Regions from separate parts of the Mus musculus genome. Here region 2 is linked to region 1. A link is a loop called in an ENCODE intact Hi-C map of the cell type or tissue named here. Cell type or tissue: left cerebral cortex. All regions are shown on one strand. Each heading gives the region's core, and the rest is flanking DNA. Links, peaks and the distances in the headings are about the cores only.

What was found. Peaks named below come from ENCODE experiments on the same cell type or tissue, not always from the same donor. Only the 100,000 strongest peaks of a DNase experiment are listed, where the experiment ranks them.
Region 2: a loop joins it to region 1, with 2.1 times the contacts of the local background. A loop is called at or near these places in 1 of 42 quality-filtered maps.

What each region holds. Positions count from the first base shown.
Region 1 is chr3:116,657,311-116,667,892 of GRCm38, reverse strand. Mfsd14a (major facilitator superfamily domain containing 14A) reads left to right here and starts at 5,216. Exons shown (of 12, transcript NM_008246.2): 1 at 5,216-5,498. The coding sequence starts at 5,415. It overlaps Gm51275 (predicted gene, 51275), which reads left to right and starts at 276; the gene lies at 276-336. In left cerebral cortex, for the core only: a CTCF peak has its summit at 5,352; DNase peaks (open chromatin) are centred at 3,532, 3,856, 5,223 and 5,765; H3K4me3 peaks cover 2,041 bases; H3K27ac peaks cover 1,508 bases.
Region 2 is chr3:116,802,651-116,813,232 of GRCm38, reverse strand. It overlaps Agl (amylo-1,6-glucosidase, 4-alpha-glucanotransferase), which reads left to right and starts at 5,067. Exons shown (of 34, transcript NM_001081326.1): 1 at 5,067-5,205; 2 at 5,816-5,965. The coding sequence starts at 5,884. In left cerebral cortex, for the core only: a CTCF peak has its summit at 5,014; DNase peaks (open chromatin) are centred at 4,502 and 4,982; H3K4me3 peaks cover 1,601 bases; H3K27ac peaks cover 1,337 bases.

The sequences.
Region 1 (10,582 bases), core at 1,796-6,795:
CTTTTCCCATACTACCTGGTAGAACATTTAAAATAATTTTTTAAATTGCATTTTTATTGTATGGGTATTTTGCCTTGTAGATCTGTGCAGTCCTTTTATACCTGGTACCTAAGGAGATCACAAGAAGGTATGGAGCCGAGGTGCTGAAGTTACAGACAGTTGTGAGCTGTAAGGTCGGCTCTTTGGACTTGAACCCGAGTCGTTTGGAAGAACATCTACTGCTCTTAACTTCTGAGCCATCTTTCCAGTCCCCTTAAACTATATTTTAAAACATTTAGGGGCTGGAAAGGTGACTCAGTGGTTAAGAGCACTGACTGCTCTTCCAGAGGTCCTGAGTTCAATTCCCAGCAACCATATGGTAGCTCACAACCATCTGTAATGGGATCCTATGCCCTCTTCTGGTGTCTCTGAAGACAGCTACAGTGTACTCATGTCCGTTAAAAAACAGTTTAGTTAGTGTGTGTGTGGAGGTGCTGTGATGCCCATTTGGAAGTCAGGACGATTTGTGGTGTACATTTGGGTTTGGGGATCAGGTTCACATCATCAGGCTTGGCAGCAAGCGCCTTTCCTAGCTGAGACATCTCATCTGCCCCAATAAAAAACGTAAGGTATTTGATTCTGTAGATGACTATGTGTCTGTGTTGGGTAAGTACATGAGTGTGAGCGGAGTCCAGAAGAAAGTATCTGATACCATGAAGTTAGAGTTACTGGTGGCTGTAAGCTGCCAGATGTGGCTGCTAGGAACCAAATTTTACTCTTCTCAAAAATAGATAAGTGCTCTTAACCACTAAGCCATCTCTTTAGAACCAGTTTTAAAAAATAAATTTTACCTAGCTTTTCATTTTGAAATACACAAGACATAAAAGATTAACATGCCACCCATATGTAGCAGCTAGCATTTGTTCTTTGTTTTGTTGTGTTGTGTTGTGTTTTTTAAAAGAGATTTACTTCTGTCAGGAAATTCAATCCCTAAATGTTTCAGCTTGTAGGCCCCTAAAACATTTTCCTTATTGGCCTCAGTTCCATTATCACACTTGAGAAAACTCAATTCAGATTTTATCAAGTTCATACTGAAATATTTCCAGTTATCTTTAAAATGACTTTTTACTGGATTTTGGGTTTGAGTGAGGATACAGTTGAAGTTTGTGTTTTCTCTTTGATCTAAAACACTGTGCCCCAGTTTCCATTGCTCTCCCTAGGATAAGACTTCCAAAGACTCAGAGCCTCTCATACCACATCGCCTTTTCGCCTCTTGTGTGCATGCCCTTGGACTTAGTCCCTTTGCTCTTCTCCTCAGCTGGAAGCAGCTCATAGGCTGCTACTGCTACGTTAATGACTTAGGCAAGGATAGGTTAAGATTTTCCAGGGTTCCTCTATGTACACCTGGCTATCCTGGAACTCACCATGTAGACCAGATTGTCCTGGGACTCAGAGAGAGAGACCCACCTGTCTTTGCTTCTTAGTTGTGAGATTAAAGATCATAGGCCACTGTGTTTGGCTATGGTCCTTTTTTTAAAAAAATATTTTCTTTCTTTGTTTCTTTTTTTTTTTTATATCTTCTGTATAAGGTTGCTCTGTTTTCACACACACCAGAATAGGGACTCAAATCCCATTACAGATGGTTGTGAACCACCATGTGATTGCTAGAAGTTGAACTTGGGACCTCAGAAACAGCAGCCAGTGCTTATAACCACTGAGCTATCTCTCTAGGCCCCCACAATCCATCTTTTTAAGACCATGCACTTGAATCAGTGTTTCTGACTCAGTTTGTGGGGTGTTTCCTTGTGTTCATTCCTAGCTTTTAGAGAAGCTGATGCAGGCCTTAAACTTTGATGTCATGGTTTGTGTTCTCTGTCTTCTTACAGTGAAACAGTTTGACTCCTAATATAATACTTGTGTTTTATTATGAATCTAAATGCTGCAATACCAATATTCTAATGACAAACACACTGTGTAAAATTAAAAGTTCATTTGCATTTTGTTTATTATTAGAATGTAGCCTGTCCACTAAAGATGTACATTCAAAGAACATGTATTTAAAAGTTAGTGTGCTTAAAGTAAGGCCAGGCATGACAACATGCACTTTTTTTTACTTACTCACTTTACATCCTACTCACTGCTCGCCCACTACTCCCACAGTCCTTTCCCTCCCCCTCTCGCCGTCTGGCACACCCTTTTGGTTCCAGGATTCAGGAGGCAGAGGCAGAATGATCTTTGTGAGTTCCAGGCCAGCCAGTCCTACGTGGTGTGACCATGTCTCAGAAAAAAACAAAATGGAATTCAGGTCTTCTCTGCATGGTTATTAGTGCAACAGAAATAGGCTCATTAGTTTTTATTTGTATTTGTATCCAGTTTTATGATTTTTTTTTTTTTTTTTTTGGTTTTTCGAGACAGGGTTTCTCTGTATAGCTCTGGCTTACCTGAAACTCACTTTGTAGACCAGGCTGGCCTCAAACTCAGAAATCCGCCTGCCTCTGCCTTCTGAGTGCTAGGATTAAAGGCGTGAGCCAGCACACCCGGCCTTTGTATCTAGTTTTATAAATGTAAGCTTTTATTATTGAATTCGCCTTTTTTTTTTTTTTACCAAACTCAAAACTTAAAAACTATGTAAGTGAAACATTACAGTTCACAAAGAAGTCTGCATAGTTCCTATGTTTGTCCCACTCCATTGGCAAGTGCCTTCTGTGGGGAGTAATTTCCACCAGGTTATAGCTCGGTTTCTTTCTGAAAGGCAAGCATATGTGTCACTACGTTTACAGTGCTGCTTTTCCTGCACGATCGTGTTCTCTGTTCTGTAAGGCTTTTTCTGAGCTCTGTGTATTCAGTGATCACCTTGATACCTACTTTGCTTTGGGGCTCATTTGCTAACTTGTTTAAACTATTTTCATGCTTTGGCTCTCACCTAATTGTCCATGTGCCTAAGTAAATTCACTGACACTCAAGGATTTGAACACTGACATCCTTGTTCTACCCTGTCAGATCTTTTTGGGTATGTTATTTCTATTTAATGGGAGCATACACACTATTTTTTAAATCCTAGTCTTAAAAAGAACCGGTGAGCACTATTGTAGGTATTCAAATAGCTTGAATAACTGACAATAACCAATCATATTTTAAAAGTAACTTTGATATAGCTGAAGTATGATTTTTGGAGGTCATAAAAAGTTGGAGTAACCACATAGTATTTTTTTCCAGTCTTTCATTTTATTTTGTTTTTGGTTTTTCGGGACAGGGTTTCTCTGTATAGCCCTGGCTGTCCTGGACCTCACTCTGTAGTCCAGGCTGGCCTCGAACTCAGAAATCCGCCTGCCTCTGACTCCCAAGTGCTGGGATTAAAGGCGTGCGCCACCACGCCCAGCTCAGTCTGGTTTTCATGTAGCCTGGGGCTAACCTTGAATTTGCTGTAGAGGCTGGCCTTGAACTCCTGGTCACACTGTCTCTACAACACAAATGCCAGGACCGAAGATATGCACCACCACGCCTACCTTAGAACAACCTTCTTAATCCTCTACACCCATGCAAAATATGATCTCGGGATTTAGTTATGAAGTTTCTCCCACTCTCAACAGCTTGAAGTTGGACTTCAAGGAAGTTTCTATATGAGAATTTTATTTTTAAAGTAAGTATGATGAAAATCCTTACCACCCAAGATGCTTTTCTTTCCCCATCCATGAAAACTGGCTTATTTTCCATTTCTTGTCAGCATGCAAGTAGAAGAAACAGAACATCCAACCAGGTTTATTTTTAACATTTTATTTTGAAATTTACAGAAAAGCTACAGTAACCCTCACATGTGTGCCCCCTGCTTTCTCCTTTACCTTGTCTAATAGTTACTTAGGCCATGTAATAAATAGCCTGATGTTCAGTGGCCTGAAGAATCCACCCACACCCAGGCTGCTCTCAGATTTGTCCTTGAATTCCTGATTCTCCTTCATGCCAGGATCTAGGCATCCACTTCTATGCTGGGTTCACTGATTGTTGGTGATAGAATCCGCAGCCCTATGCTTACAGGAAAAGCACTCCAAAAGAACCAGCTACAGCCCCATCCCAGTAATGTGGCTAAGCTGGGTATTCATAGCTGAAGGTCTCATAAAGTTTGCAGTCAGCTCAAGGCTTGACCAGGCATAGAGGATCTCGTTCCAAGATAATCCACAAAGCTTTGAAGGAGATTTCAGCTCAACGGCAGCACCTCTCCATAGTTCCTCTGGTATTATGGCATAACAATCGGCAACCCCTGACTGGAGTAAATGAAGAGCCTAGCAAAAACATACAGTACCTTTTATGACCTCTCCTCTAAAGTCAGTGCTGTCATTTCTGCTTTGCCCTGTTAAAACAAGGTCATCCATCACTAACCAGGCCACAAGCCAGGAGAGGGAGGGAGCCCCTTCCACTTCTCCCAGGGAGGAATATCACTGAGTTTGGGAACATTTATCTTACTTAGAGCCACCACATCCAGGATCGCTGTTGCCACAGTTTGGTTTGTTTCCAGTTCCCCTTTATCGAACAGTTTGATGGGGGAAAGCATGTGTTGTGCTCGTTCATACCTAGCACTGAAGGTATATTTAAAGGAAAGTTTTCCAACAGTTACCAAAATGAAGACTTTGCTAGACATGGTGGCACATGACTTTGATCACAATATGGGAGGTAGTCAGGGAGATCTCTCAGTTTGAGGCCAGCCTGGTCTACATAATGTGCTGCCTCAAAGTAAATGTCAGTACTGTTAATATCACATTTCATATTCCACCTGTCTGCTCTTTCTACCAGTCTTCTAGTCAAACCAATTTTTAAAAGCCTATAAAGTATGGCATCTAGTTTACACTGGGAGAGAATGTACTGGTACGTGGGGGTATGTAAGCCAGCATGACCTAGCTGGGCATCAGATCAACAGCTAAAACTCCTCTACCTGCTACTGACCATTCCTGGAAAACTTTCCCGTTGTCCCCTTCAATTCTGTTTTGGTGGGGATGCATTTGATGCGGATGCTATTAGCCTGGGACGCCTGAGCATCTGAGAAACTATTTGTCAGATTTGAGTAGGTAAAAACTTTTCGGAACTTGAGTTCATCTGTGAAGGAAAAACTGTTAAAATAGCCATCGCTCAGCGCCTTAGAGGGCAAAAGCTAGGCAGCCAAAGCACCTGGCTCCACCCGCTCCCGCGGCACCTCCCAGTCCTCCGCTATTGCAGGGTTGGAGGGGCGTGCCCGCACTGCGGGGGCGTGGCTGCGTCACGGGGGCGTGGCGAGCGACTCAGCCGATCGCACGATGTGACGCGCCGCCCGAGGCAGGCCGGGCCCTCAAGATGGCGGCGTGCGCCCTGAGCGGCTCGGCCCGGCAGTAGTGGCGGGACCGCACTCGCCGCTGGGGCCGCCCGCCCCCTGAGTGGCTGCTGCAGCGCCGGGAGTCGAGGATGGTAAAATGACCCAGGGGAAGAAAAAGAAACGGGCCGCGAACCGCAGTATCATGCTGGCCAAAAAGATCATCATTAAGGACGGAGGCACGGTGAGTGCTGCTGGTTCCGCGCCGCAGGACGGCCCGGGTGCGGGCCCGGCTCGCTCTTCCCCCCGCTTCCGCCTTCGCTGGGCCGAGAGCGCCCTGCCCTTCCGTGCCGCCGGCGCTGCCGCGGTCTCGGCCTGCGGCCTCCGCGGCCTGGCTCCCCTGGACGCTGCTGGTACCTCCGGCGGGGCACTGCGTCTCGGAGCCTGCGGCCTCGGCCCACGTGCGCCCGGCCTCGGGGAGGAGGCGGCGGCCCCTCCGCAGCCTCGCCAGGCCCAGCGCGGCGCGCGGGGAGGCTGGGCAGCCTTGCGCTCCGTATGCTGTGGCGGGTGGCCGCCGCCGCGGCCCGCTGGGCCAGGGTACGTGCGTTGTCCCATCGCGGTCGCCGGGAGCCGGAGCAGCGGCTTGGAGCTGTTCGGCTACCTTGTCGGGGAGTGGGCTCGTCCCCTCTCCCGGCGTCGGAAGCCTGACCTTCCCTGGGGCCCTCTCCGTTAGAGAAATCTTCACCTTGTGCCTCAAAATAAGTCTTTAGAATTGGTCATGGCGTGAGGATCGGAGACAGATTCTGGCAGGCGGACTGAGGCTAAAAATGTGCCTTTTAGACAGTCGTTACTCGCAGAAAACTTTATGCACTGTGCAGTGTGCTACCAGACGTCGATATAGGATTTGTCATTGGAAAACAAACGTACACTTTTGTTGTGCTGTGTGTTTGTAGCGTTACACTCTGATCTTTGCTGACTCCTTTGGTATCGCGTTCCGAAATAGAATGGAAAAGTAAGATGTGTCTCTGTGGTGAAGTTGCAGACATTGTTTCTTTCCATTTGTTTGTAGTTTAATGGAGCCTTGATCAATGCTAGCAAAGCACTAAATATGTAAGTAGGCCACCGCGGAGGATTTGCTGAAATCAGTTTGAAATAAATGACAACTTTCTTTTGACATTTGAGAACATGGCCTAGTCCAACTGCCATCATTTAGAAAGCTTGGGACATATGGAACGATTTCGGAATATGTTCAGTTAACTGTCAGATTTATTAGTTGTCATAGCTTTGACTTTTAGTGAAAAAAGAGGGTTCAGAGCTTTCCAGATTTTCTTACTGTACCTGATCAAAGTATTACTTTGATGAATTCTCATTAGCTGTCTTGACCAAGTTAGTAGGAGCTATACTGGGAGGAAAGAATATCGTTGTCAGGTTTAGAGAGAGAAACTTATAACGAAGCATATTTTCAAAAACCAGGTGCTATTTAAGACCAATCTTTGCAAAAGACAAGAAGCAAGATAATTAAGGAGCAGACCTTTTTTTTTTTTTTTTTTTTTTTTTTTGGTTTTTCGAGACAGGGTTTCTCTGTATAGCCCTGGCTGTCCTGGAACTCACTTTGTAGACCAGGCTGGCCTCGAACTCAGAAATACGCCTGCCTCTGACTCCCGAGTGCTGGGATTAACGGCGTGCGTCACCATACCCGGCAGGAGCAGACCTTTTATAATGTTTGGATTTTTGTCTGGTTTGCTCTGTAAAATATTTTTTTGATGAGATAGTAGGGATCAAACTTAGAGCTCATGTCAGCCTCCAGAAGAGTCATTCCAAATTCTGACTTTGAGAAGAGATACATGTTTTTGTTGTTGTTGGGATTTTGCTTTGTGTCTGAGGACAGATCTCAGGTCGTTCAGAAAGACTTCAGACTTAGGACCCTCCTACTTGTGCTTCCCAAGTGCTGGGATTATAGGTGTGTGTGCTGCCATGCCTGGCGAGAAGAGGTTCTGTTTGTTTAAGTCTTTTTGCTATTTATAAAGATATAGCAAATTTCTAGCTTGCTTTAGTACACAAAATACTTTTTACTAGTAAAAATGTCTTGGTGGCACACTAAATCAATGAAAACTTTCCTTGAAAGTCAGGTCTTAAGAACATCGTCCTTTCCCATCTTACTCTGCCTCACTTTCCTTTTCATTCTGCCTTTTTTTTTTTTTAAGATTATTTATGAGCCAGGTGGTCATTCCAGCACTCGGGAGGCAGAGGCAGGTGGAGCTCTGTGAGTTCAAGGCCAGCCTGGTCTACCGAGTAAACTCCGTTCAGCCAAGACTCCACAAAGAAACCCTGTCTCAAAAACAAAACAAAGATGTACACACACACATGTGGAGAGCTGTGAGCAATCGCACACACAAGTGTTTTTGCCTAAATGTATGTATGCGTTCAGCATGATTGCCTGGTGTCTGAGGAGGTCAGAAGAGGGAATTCCGTCCTCTGGGTTTGAGCTGCCGTGTGAGAGCTGAGAAACAGTACTCTGCAAGAGCCACAAGTGCAGCTCAGCCAGAATGGCTAAGCCACTCCTCCAGTTTCCATTCTTTTGTTTTGTTTTGTTTTTTTTTCAGGACAGGGTTTCTCTGTGTAGCCCTGGCTGTCCTGGAACTCACTCTGTAGACCAGGCTGGCTTCGAACTCAGAGATCTGCCTCCCAAGTGCCGGGATTAAAGGCGTGCGCCACCATGCTTTTAATAGTACCGGCAGTTTCCATTCTTAAGCACACCGGTACTATCTCTTGTCATCATTGAATCCCACTGGGCCTCTAGTATATGGGTGGGTAGATGGATGGATAGCTTGTGTGTGTGTGTGTGTGTGTGTGTGTGTGAGAGAGAGAGAGAGAGAGAGAGAGAGAGAGTGTTTGGTTTAAGGTGACACTGCTTTTCTGCCTGTCTACGTATATAAATTAGACTACTCTTGTGAACATTGCTTTGATTTCACATGTATGGATGTTTTGCCTGCATATATGTCTCACCATGTGAGTGCTGAAGAGAAGAGGGCATCAGATCCCCTGGAACTGGAGTTATGGTTGGTTGTTAGCTGCCATATGGGTCCCAGAAATCAAACTAGGGTCCTGTGAAAGAGCTGGTGGCAGGTGAGCTTTACTCCTGGGCATTTCTCCAGTCTTCACCACTCCAACCCACCCCCTTTGTTAAGGGAAAAATTGACTGGTTTCCTCTTGTGTGTTGTGTTGTAGATCGTTGTGGAGATATTGTTACTGACGTTACAATTCGAGCCTTTAAAGACGACATACCGTTGGATCCTGTGGCAGTCTTTGAACAGTATTTGATACAGTTGATCAATGAGTGATCTGAGTCTCTTTATTGTTTTTTAGGGTTAATGTTCCTAGTTTGTTCAACCAATTTGAATCTTGTTGAAACCGATACTTGCTGGTGATTTGGCAGAATTAGAGTAGGTTCAGTTGTCAGCTGAGAGTGAATGAAGCTTCTGAATGGGTGTGCGTGCCGTGCCGTGCCTCGCACGTGCTAGGCAAGTGCTCTGTCTGCCGTGAACTCGCACCCTCAGCGTATGCTACTAATTTATTTATTTTCCCTTGAAGTTGTATTCAGTCTGCACTGAGGCCTGGATAAGGCGAATTTGTTGCAGCTTTAAGTAGTGTAGAACAAAGGTAAATCAGATTAACTTGTGTGATGGTAGGCATGAGGAGTTTTGTTGAGGTTGCTGGAAATACAAGCCCGGGTTTTCACAAATGCTAAGCAAGCACTTTATGGGTGAGCCACAGTACTCAGTGTGTATTAGGAGTTTTTAGCCAGATAAGTTCACTCTAAAGTTGTTTGCAAAATTTTTTTGTTATATTTTTCTGGCAGATTTTATTCTCCCCTTGAATTTTAAAAGTACTTACCTAAGCTTATTAAGCTAAGGGGAGATATATTTAATATTTACACTATGTGTACACACACACACACACACACACATATATGAAATATTTATACAATGTAACAAGTAAAATAAATCACTATTTTGTTCATGTGGCTTACATTAAGACTATGAAGTTATTTTTATTTAGACATACAACTTTACCTTTCTAAAACTATTCATGGCCTTGTATCCATTACACACAGTGCTGCATTACATAAGGGCATTTTTTCATTCAGCGGGTGATGTGCTTTGACAGTAGCTCCCAGTATGCCCCACCTTCCCTTTTTTGTCATCTTGCAAGGCTTCTTTGGTCCACTAGACAACTTGATTCTACTTTCATGTCATAACTACACCCATGATTTTGTGTATTTGTAAAATTAAGGAGTCATACATGACAGAAAACATGGGTTGTCTTCCTGAGACTCACCTCATTCACTTAATGTCTTTCTCCAGTTGTACAGATTTTTATGCAAATTATGTTAATTGTTTTGTTGTTTAAATTTTTTCAAGAGCAGGTTTCTCTCTATAGCCCTGACTGTCCTTTTGGAATGCACTTTGTAGACTAGGCTGGCCTCAAACTCTAAGATCTACCTGCCTCTGCCTCCCAAGTGCTGCGATTAAAGATGTGCACTGCCACCACCTAGCCATATTAGTTGTGGATATGTATGTATGTATGTGCGTGTGTATGTATGCTTTCTCTGCTCCTCTGTTAAGGAGCAACTAGGTTCCCATAACTATTGTTGCAGTAAGCAGTGGTGTGCAAATGTTTGTGCTATACTGATTTGGGCTCCTTTGGGTATGTATTACCAAGGAGTAGTAGGTAGGCCCTGGTCTTGTAGCAGATGTGCTGTTAGTGTTTTGAGAAAGCTCTTACTGCTGTCCATATCCCCGCCTGCAGTACACGAGGCTTCCCTCCCCTTTGCTGACCTCCTAGCTGGCACTTGTGTTTCCCCTCTGAGTGACTGTCTGGTTAAAGTGATGGGGTTTCAGTACGGTGCAAATTTGTATTTCTCTTGTGAGATGGGACATTTTTTCATGTGTTTGTTTTCATTTCATTTGCCCAGTTATTGATTGGGTTGTTTGATTTACTGCTTACCTTTTTAATTCTTTGTATAAGATGTCAGATGCATGGGTAGCAGGGATCTTTCTTCTCCCACTCTCTAGCGGTGCCCATCCTTGCTGTGCAGAAGGACGCTCCTTACTTTCATGTAACCCACCTGTCCATCCTGACATTGTTTCCTGTTAGAAGATCCTTGCCTGCTCCTCGGGTTCCATGATTCAGGTCTTTGATCCATTTTGAATTGTTTTTTGTGAAAGATGCAATCTAGGGATCTAGTTGATTCTGTCGTAGTTAGAAATGCACACCTTTGGTTTAAGAAGCTCTCCTGTCTCCAGGACGTGTTTCTCTGCAGCTGTC
Region 2 (10,582 bases), core at 1,931-6,930, 150 kb before region 1:
CAATCCCAAGGCTGGAGAGGGGAGGTAGACACAGAAGGCTTCCTTGGACCCACTGGCTGCCAGCCTAGCTCCAGTTTCTGCAAGAGACACTGCCTCAGGGGAATAAGTTAGATAGAAAAGAACACCAAACATCCTCTGGACTGCATGTGCACATGCGTTTATACACATACACCACAGAAATACACAATCCACACACACACTTAAAGAATAGCATATTTGCTTATACCTGAGAAGTGTAAATATTTTTATAATTTTGCCATCCTGACAATACCGTCCCAAAGGCTCTTGCAGAAATAGATAAAGTTGAACAGACAGTTTGGGCAGAACATAGCATACGGTAAAGGAGCTAGGAGACAACCAGACCTACCCACGGGAGAAGGAGGGCAGGGCAGATAGACTTCCTGAAGGGGCAATCATGAGTTGTGTGTCACAGAAAAACCAGACTGTCCTGAGAAGCAAGAAAGTAAACTCACTCTTGACATGGCTACCTATAAAGTCAGAGCATCCTATCTCGATGAAGTCTTTATTGGTAGCAGGTCACAGGATCCTGCCCGTGCCTCAGATAAAGGGTTTACTGAACCAGAATCACCAGGAATGCAGTTGTAATCACACTTGTCCCCTCGTTCACTAGGGAAACTTAAACAGGTTACTTGACCTTGGGGACTTTGTGTCTTTATCTCTCACTCAAGAGTGACAACATTGCGTGTTTGGAGCATTTAGTCCATTCATATAATGGACTCAAAAGAGTATCTGGCACCTCCTTCCTGCTCATTAAATAGTGGCTGTCATTAAGTAGTTAGAGGACATATATCATTTTTCAAAACACTTTGTGTGTTTTAGTTTTGCAAACCTTAGAAGATCACTAATAGTTTAGGAGCCAGAATGCAAAGAGGTCACGTGACTTTCTCAATGTCTGAGGGCGCTGTGTTTTCCTAACTTTGCTTTGCAGAGAGAAAGTCCCTAAACACTATCCCAGCTCCTCTTTGCACCAACCTCCTCTGGTTGGTTCATTTTTGGTAATAATGTTGGTGGTGGAGCCTGGCTCACCTCTGGCCAGTCCTTTGGGAGTCAGCATGCGGCAAGCATGACTCTACCAGCTGAGCTGTGCCTGGTCAGTCAGCTGGCAACAGTTTAGCGTTAGTTTCAGGAAGCTCTTTTTTTGATTAACAGATCTGAAGCTTCCCCCGAACAGGACATGGATAAATGCATGTGGGTTTAGTGTCCGTGTTTCTTTGTAAACGGCATTCCCTAGGGTTTAGTGTCTGTGTTCCTTTTTAGACGACATTCCCTAGTGGTCTTCCATTCTACTGTTGCAAATATCTTTTTGGTAAGAACATTTAAAACACAATGCAAGCTGGAGCAGACTACTACTTGTGTGAGGAAGTCCATTCTCTCTTTCTTCAATAAAACCCAGACTTTGGTTAGTCCCCTGGCTGCCGTGCACGCCTATCGCAGAGATTCTAGCCAGCTATAAATGGAGATGCCGTGCCTTTTAAAAGAGAATATCTTGAAAAGGAAGTTTATTCTTTTTTCTTCACCCTGCTGCATGAACTTGGCTATGATAGCTCTGCCCCATCAGACTTTCGAGCAATTAAGAAGAGTTTGGCCCAGGAGGAAATCAGGAAGTCTGCATTCTGTGTGTCAGAGGGATGTTCCACTAGCCTTGATCTCTTTACCCAGGCTGTTATGCCAGACGGGAATGAACCGATGTCTGATTTAACCTGCTGCTCTTTTGCCTTTACTGCAACATATCCGACATAACCATGACAAATATAGACGACCAGGTTCAGCACCCTCCCCTTCCTGGTCCCTTCTTCTAAACCAAAATGGCAGCTGGAAGCCCTGCATTGTGGGAAATGTGGAGTCCACAATTTCAACAGAAAGTTGAAAACTGTCGGAAAGGGTTAAAATGCTTGGTTTTAAATTGAGGAACACTTAGAAGATCTTTCATAGGGGAGAAATAAAAAAACCACACCAGTAAATCCTGGTGTTTGCAAGTATCCCATAGACTCTTCAGCTGATTGGTTGTATCAGTGCCTGCGAATTTTTAAGATGATTTTTCTTTCTTAGGCTTTTTTTTAATGTGTGTGCTTGTCTCCATGTATACGCGTGCATCGTGGCACATGCTTGATGCCCACTGAGGGCAGAAGAGGGTGTCAGATCCCTTGGGACTGGAGTTACAGACAGTTGTGGGTGCTGGGAATGAAACCCAAATTCTCTGCAAGAACAGCCAGTGCTATTAACCACTGAGCCATTCCCCAGGCCATATATATATATATATGGGGTTTTTTTGTTTTTTTTTTTTTCTGGTTTTTCAAGACAGGGTTTCTCTGTATAGCCCTGCTGTCCTGGAACTCACTTTGTAGATTGTTGTGTCTGGCCAGCAGATAACAGCCTGGGTTCTAGCCTGGAAAGGCATTTTGTAAACCTGGAAGAGAAGAGGGGCTAGGCGACGAGAAAAAATGATGCAGCTAAGACAGGCATTCTGATCAAAGCTCAATTTTACTATATCAGCATGCAGTTATGAAGGGGAGGAGGTGGGGGGGGGGGATTCCCGCCAAATAGTCCCTGGGACCAATAGCAAGGAGGCAGGTTCCAGCAGTGGGCATGGCAGAACGATTGAGCCGGCAAGCTCCATCCAGGTGTAAACAGTGGAACCCTAAGGCTGGGGGAGGGGAGGCTACTACAGTAGATCAGGCTGGCCTCGAACTCAGAAATCCGCCTGCCTCTGCCTCCCAAGTGCTAGGAGTAAAAAGTATGCCACCACTGCCCGGCTATATATTTTTAAGGACATATTTATCACTGACTAATCTTTATTTTGTTCTTAGGCTCTGTTTTTCCCAATTTCCATGATTTAGAACCAAACACTGAGAATAAATTTTCCCTAGTACCTCCTCTTCCCAGAGTAAGAAATTTTCTGTAACCTTTTACATCTGTCATGCCCCAGGGCCTTTTCCTTCAGTTTGTTTGACAGCATCATTGACCTAACAGTAACCCCACCTATTGCCTGACAAATCCCTTATTTGGAACACCACCACCCCCATTCCTGAGTATAAAAACCAGTATCGTTCCCACATCCACGGCTGATCTCATGAACACTGGGTCAGGGGAAGGCACAAAAAGAAAGCTTGCTTTAATTAAACTGTCCATGATTTGGGTAGGCATTTTTCTCCTCTCATCTGCGGGACTAACAGAAACTGAGATTGTCTATTAGAAGGTCCTTAAGGATTCTCTCCTGGGAGCTACAGGATGAAACTGTTGTGTATATATAAATCCTGCATGCACAGGACGCCACAAATGTGACAAACATCCATCAGCATGCATGTGGCGCTGTGGAACGCCATCTTTGGCACTCCAAGAACTTCACAGATAGCACATCCTTGTCGAGTCTCATTTTAGAGTCACGTCATGTGACTTGTAGAAGCACTCTACGAGGAGTCTCTTACCAAAGCAGATGTCCGTGACTTACTATTCTCCTTATTTCACAAAATGAAACCTCCAAAGTTGAGTAGAATTAACAACACGTGAAAAATTTAAGCACTTTCAGAAGGATAAATCACCGCTATCTACTTGAGACATTAGACATACCATGTGAGTTGTGCTGGAGGCAGGACAATGGGAAAGGCTAGTTTTGCAGCCCTGGAGAACAGCTATCCACTGGGGAGCAGCAAAATGAGCTGGCCAGAGGATAGTGTGATGAATCTGTACCAGATAAAGTGTCAGAGCGTGCACCCATGCTCCACATTTCAGATGGAGAAGTTATGGATCAGAACGCTTTGGGTAATCTACATTTAAAAAAGAAAATCAGAGAAACCCAACATACAGCGATAGAGTGTGGTATCTGAGTCACCGGCTCCCATTCTTCAACCCTCCCCAAACGAAGACCTGCTGGGTTCATTAGTCTAGCAGGCAGCCTTCAACTGGGGGATTTCATGGTCAAGCAGGAGTTTGTAGCCAGTTCACAGAGGGCGCACTCTGGCCTCCACACTTCCTAGGAACACAGCAGAAGAGACGCCTAAGGGAACATCAGACCTGAAGGAGAAATCTTGAGATGACTGTCACAGAAAAACCAGAACGTCTTTATAAGCTAGAATGCACACTCATTCTTCCATTTTACCAAGTCCTTATTGATATCAAGCCACGGAAAATAATGCCAACCTTAGATGAAGGGTTTAGTGAACCAAAATCATCGGGAATGTACTTGAAATCACATACACTCCGTTGTTCATGAAGCGGCTTTAAGCATGTTACTTAACCTTTGAGGGAGTCTGTTTCCTTGTCTTTAAATCAACGGTAACCAAATAATAATAATAAAAATAAATAAAAAATAAAAATGCATGTTTGCTGTGACAAAACCCTGAACCAAAAGCAAGTTGGGGAAAGAAAGTGTTTGGCTTACACTTCCTGGTCACAGTGCTCTATTGGAGGAAGTTAAAGCAGGAACTCAACGAGAAAGACCCAGAGGCAGGACCTCAAGCAGAGACCATAGAGAAGTGCAGCTTGCTGGCTTGCTCCTCCCGGGCTGGGCCGCCTGTTTACCTATGGAACTAAGGCCCATCTGCCCAGGGGTGGCCATGCCTATTTTCCTCCCATATAGCAACCATAAAACAAGAAAATGCTCCCATGCACAAGCCCACAGGCCAATCTGATGGAGGCAGTTCCTTAGCTGAGGTCCCCTCTTCCCAGCGACCAGTGTGTCACAAGGTTAATGAAGCCAAGCAGGGAATTTTAAGAAACTTGGTTTTCCCAACTTTGCATTTTCTTCCCAGAAAGAACGTCCCTAACTAAACATTATCCCAGCTCTTCTTCGCTCTTGAACTCACTTTTCCTAGAGAGGCAGAGCGATCGCACATCAGGGCAATGACAGTTCCCAAAGCCCAGACCCCCTCAAACCCACAAGCCGTGCCCACCTCTCGCGAGATCAGTGGTCTGTGCTAGCGGGGGCGATGGCTCCCGGAAGTGGGCGGGGAGGCAGGGCCACGCCCCCCAGGCTAGTCCGGGGCCCAGCGGAGTCGGCACGTCCTCCGGCCGCGGGGGGCGGAGTCTCGGCGGCCCTGGCCTGTCACTGTCCCCTGGCCCGGGTCCCGGCGCCCCTCCCCGTGCCCTTCACGGCCGCCCTGCCCTCCCCGGGCCGCCGCTGCGTCCGGCGTTCCCGCTGTACCCGGCTCCGGCTCCCGCTCCCGACGCCGCACGTCTATCCCGCTCGTAAGTGCCTGGAATGCGTCCGTCTCCGGACGCGCATTCCTTCTATCTATAGCCGCTCTGTACATCGCATGCCACCGCCGCCGCAGCTATTCCCGGGACAGCAACTGCTAACCTCTCCAATCACCTCCCTATTGGTGGCTTCAGACCCGAATTTGGGAACTGGGCGCTCTTCCACCTGTTCAGCAGCCTGATCTGCTGGAGGCTACAGTGCCATTTGGAGTTTTCAGGGCCCCCTGGCTCAGGAACGGAATTTATGCCACTGAACTCCAGGGTTTTCGCGGATGCATTGCTTTTCTCTGAGAATGCTTTAGGGGTTTTGTTGGTCTGCTCTGTTTTGAACTGAGTGTAAGACTCTACATCTTTGCTTCAGGCTTTCTTATTCTGCTCCAAGAGAGAAGAAACTTCTCCCTTGTTGGGCTTTACTGACAAGATTTTGCTCTTTCTCATTGCTCTTCTTGGCTTTAAACCTATCTAGGACATGTAAGTGCCGCTGTCAACTCCAGAGAGTTTTAGGTCATATTTTCTTTTCTTTTCTTTCTTTCTTTCTTTTTTTTTTTCTTCTTCTTCTCCTTTTTTTTTTTTTTTTAAATAATTCCACTTTGTTTTATAGGGGTAACTCATTCCACTTTGGAGTCCTTTTAGTTCTACGGAAAGAGTTCGAATCCTCCAGAAGCCAAAATGGAACACAGTAAGCAGATTCGAATTTTACTACTGAACGAGATGGAGAAGCTAGAGAAGACCCTCTTCAGACTTGAACAAGGTCCGTTGCAAGTTGTTTGATTAGCTCTTTTTATGTCTTTTAATGCATTGGCGTTCTATTAGATTTTTTTTTAACTTAAAATTAGGGACTGGGTGTTGGCAGGTAGAATGCATGCTTAGCATAAATGAGGCTGTAGATTCAGTCCTCTGCATGAACAGACACACACACACACACACACACACACACACTCGCGCACTCAAATAACTTTAAGTTAGCTGAAATTTCATAGATCTTGATTTGTGCCAAAATGGTAGGTACATTGGTGGTGAGGAATGAATGTTGATTAAGAATAGACCTGTCACGTTAGCACAAAGATAGCTCAGCTCATCTTGCTGCAGACGACCACCGGAGGCAGACACTACAGGTTATAGGAAGTCCCTCGTGGGTAGAACTTGTGCCTAGCCTGGGTTCAGTCCCTACCTTAGGGAGAAAAAGAAGTGGTAGAGAGTGCGTGTGCAGTTAAAAGATTGAGCATGTTATTAGTAATAGCATTTATTGTTATAACTCGTGAAATCATATATAATGTAGCTTTGCATATATCTGTAGGGTGGCTTTTCAGAGCAAACTCTTTTCCTCTATTGAGCTTCAGCGCTGGGAGAGTAGAGTACAGCAAAAGGCGTAGTGAGCTTGCTAACCCTATCAGGAGCCTCTCAAGCAAGTAGAAGATGAAGCCAAATAAAAAGTGGAAAAACCTCTTCGGTGATGTTGAAACATGTTGGAGCCATCACTTAAAGAACTACATTGAGCTAGGGATATAGCTAAGTGGTATAGGACTTGCCTAATACAAGCAAAGTCTTGGGTTCAAGCCCCAGCATGACAGAAAAATGTAACTAAAGGTAAGATCAAAGATCAATTTGCAGGACTATCAGACACGCTAACTGACGCTTTACATTCAATACTGAAAACAGTCCACTGATAATTTATAAATATAACTTGTAAAATACAAGGAGGAAGTTTTTTTATGCATCAAGACAAAAATCAGTCTCCTGGATGAATTCAGTGAACATTGATAAACATCTTGAAGAATTTTTTTTCTTTAATACTTTTTAAAAGTGAGATTTTTGGAAAGCCATCTACTGTGTGGCCTTGATGCTGAACGGCCCTTGTCTTCCAGGTTTGCTCGGGGTTTTGGGTCACTGAGCTCTGGCTCCAGCTTGGCTCTCCTGACTCTGCCCTTCCCTGGGGTTGGTTTGTCCTTCTCTTCTGTCTTCAGTATTCCTCTCACTCTGGCATCTCTCCTCAGGCTCTCTGTCTTCCTCATTTCAGGTCATTGCCAGCGTGTGCCTGGTTCCCTTCTTGCTCTGTTCATCTACCATAGAAACCATGCATTCCCATGGCTGGGCTCTAGCCTCAATGCTGAGGACTCTGAAATAATGGCCTCAAGTGTCACTTTTTTCTTGGAAGCTTTTAAGTCAAGTATAATGACAAGGATTGGGAGGCAGACTTTTTATTTGTTTGTTTGTTTATTCAGTTGTTAACAGACTAATGTTGAGTAAATTGCATTAATTATTATTATTACTATTATTATTAAACATTAATTTTCCTTGTAAAGATCTGTTGCTCTCCTGTGGAGTTTAAAGGCTGTAATTTAGTGATATATAGTTTTATAGCAGTAGAGCCTAAGTAACAACAATGTGTTGGTCTTTCTGCTCCTCAGTCCACTCCCTGGAGCTTAGCTTTGTTCTGACACTATTCTGTGGAATAGTTATGGGGTGGCTATGTTAGGCTAGGCTTTCATCCCCCTTTACCAAACCTTAGTTATGCCTCTGTCTTCATATGTTTGCAGACAAGAATCTTAAGCATTCTTGGTGATGTCACCTCTTTAGCTGTCATCTCTCTTTAAATTCTATAATTTCTTTCTGATCCATCTCTCTCTCCCTGTTCGTCTCTTCCATCTCACCAAATGAGAGTCCAAATCATCTTCTTGTTCAGTCTCTTCCCTTTGATTTATGGGACGTCGCCTGAGTTCCGTCCGAGACATTCTGAATGGGACTGCACTTTTTCTTGCCGAGACGGAATCTGTCTGTTCCTGCCTTTAGTGTCTGAATCTTTATAGCTCTGCATCCTGTCCTGCTCACTCCGTCTCTAGTGCCTTTTCTTGGGCTGTGCTTACATCTCACTCCTGTCAGATCCCTCTGTGCCTGTGGTACCTTTAACTTTCATTCTGTGTATTCAGCATCCAGTTAAAGTGCCTTTGTGAAGGCTCCCGGTCGTTTTTTCACTGTCTCTTTGATTTGGTCTCCAGTTTCACAGTGGCCACAGAGCAATTAAGTGCTGAACAGTGGAGCAGCCTCTAATGCTTGTTAGAGTGCAGTGAGGTTTGTGAGCACAAAGCCATCTGACAGACTTAGGGCTCTGTGCAACACTTAATAAACAGCCACTGACTAATTCTTTTTTAAAATTATTTATTTATTTTATGTATATGAGTGCACGATAGCTGTCTTCAGACACACCAGAAGAAGGCATCAGATCCCATTACAGATGGTTGTGAGCCACCATGTAGTCCATGGTCCATGAACTCAGGACCTCTGGAAGTGCAGTCAGTGTTCTTAACTGCTGAGTCATTGAGTCATCTCTCCAGTCCCCTGACTAATTCCTTTTTTTTTTTTTTTTTTTTTTTTTTTTGGTTTTTCGAGACAGGATTTCTCTGTGTGGCCCTGGCTGTCCTGGAACTCACTTTGTAGACCAGGCTGGCCTCGAACTCAGAAATCCGCCTGCGTCTGCCTCCCGAGTGCTGGGATTAAAGGTGTGCGCCACCACGCCTGGCTTTTTTTTTTTTTTTTTTCTCTTTTTGGTTCCCCTGACTAATTCTTAAACCCCAACAAAAAACGAGTCCAAACTGGAAACTCACTTAAGTTGCTTGAAGACGAAAGAGTTGATTAAGAGTAATTAATATCACTTGGACAGTGGTAGCACACATCTTCAAATCCAGCACTCAGGACACTGAGGCAGACAGATCTTTGACTTCAAAGCCAGCCTAGTCGACAAAACATATTCCAGGACAGGCTACACAGAGAAACTCTATCTTGAAAAAGAAACAAAAACCCAAACAAAACAAAACTCCAAAGAATAATGTGGTTCAGTCTGTACCACTAAGTAAATCGAGTAAATCCATCTGTTTCTTTGTAATAATGTGTGATCATATTACTTTAGAGCAGTGGTTCTCAGCCTTCCTAATGCTGTGACCCTATAATACAGTGCCTCATGCTGTGATGTCCCCTAACCATGAAATTATTTTGTTGATACTTCTTAACTGTAATTTTGCTACTGGTATGTTTGAATCATAATATAATATGATATTATATTATGGATATCTTGATAAGTGACCCCAAAAGAGTTTGGGACACAGAGGTTGAGAACTGCTCTTTTAGAAGGTAATTTATGATGTGAAAGAAATATTTAATAGAGGGGACATTGGGACAAGAAATAATTGAGAAGACCCTTTAAAAAAAAATCCTGTCTGTTCTCTCTACTTGCCTTTAATCCCAGCACTCGGTGGCAGAGGCAGGTGTACCCTGTGAGTTCTGAACCAGCCTGGTGGTCTATATAGAGTTCCAGGACAGCCAGAGCTACACAGTGAAACCCTGCCCCCTCCACCTTAAAAATTGTGACGAGGCTGGGCAGATAGCTCAATGGATAAAATACCTGCTGGACAATCACTCACATAAAAGCTGGGTGTACCTGTAATCCTAGCACTGGGGGTACTTGGACAGGTAGATCTAGGGGGCTTGCTGGACAGCCAGTCTGACCAATCAGTGAGGTCCATATTCAATGAGAGACCCATCTCAAAAAAAAAAAAAAAAGGATGAGTGGAGAGAGGTCTCAGCAGATGAGAGCACTTGCTGCTCTTGCACCCACATGGCTGCTCACAACCCCCTGTAACTCTAGTTCCAGGGTCTCTGACACCCTCTTCTAGCTTTTATGGGTGCCACACGCATGCATGGGACACATACATACATGTGGAAACTCAACTCATACATACACATAAAATAAAAATAAGTAAATCTTGAATTTTTTTCTTTTTACTCTTAAACAAGGCGAAGAAGAATAGCAGAAGAGAACTAACATCAACCTCTGGCTTCTGCAAGCACTCACAGCTGCACACACCTGCACATACATTACACACAGGAAAATACAGAAAACAGCAGTCCAAACAGTCATACCAGGCTAAAGTTAAGAACTTAACGTTATCAGAGTTGAAAAGGGAGACAATAAGGAAACGTTAAACTCATAAGACTTGGTGACAGTTAAATGTGAAGAAAAAACACTGATTTGGGGGTTTTTATATTTGACTCAAACCCTTCTCTGCTTTTATTTTTTCACTGCAAGAACCAGTTATAATTTTCAATACAACATCTCTATACATTATTCCTTTTCAAGTTAAAGTCCAAGTAATTATCTGTTCTAATCAAATTATAGTCTTTTCTGTTTTCCTTGTCTCATTGTGTATCAGAAAATGAACAAGTTTGGCATTCCTCAAACCTGAAAACGATTCTTCCATCTTTTGTATAGGTTGACTTACAATTTGACTATATCTTTATTACTGTGAGATATGTGTATGCAACATGTGGGGGGGGGGGTATGTGACTGCAGACACGTTCATGCCACTGAGAGTAT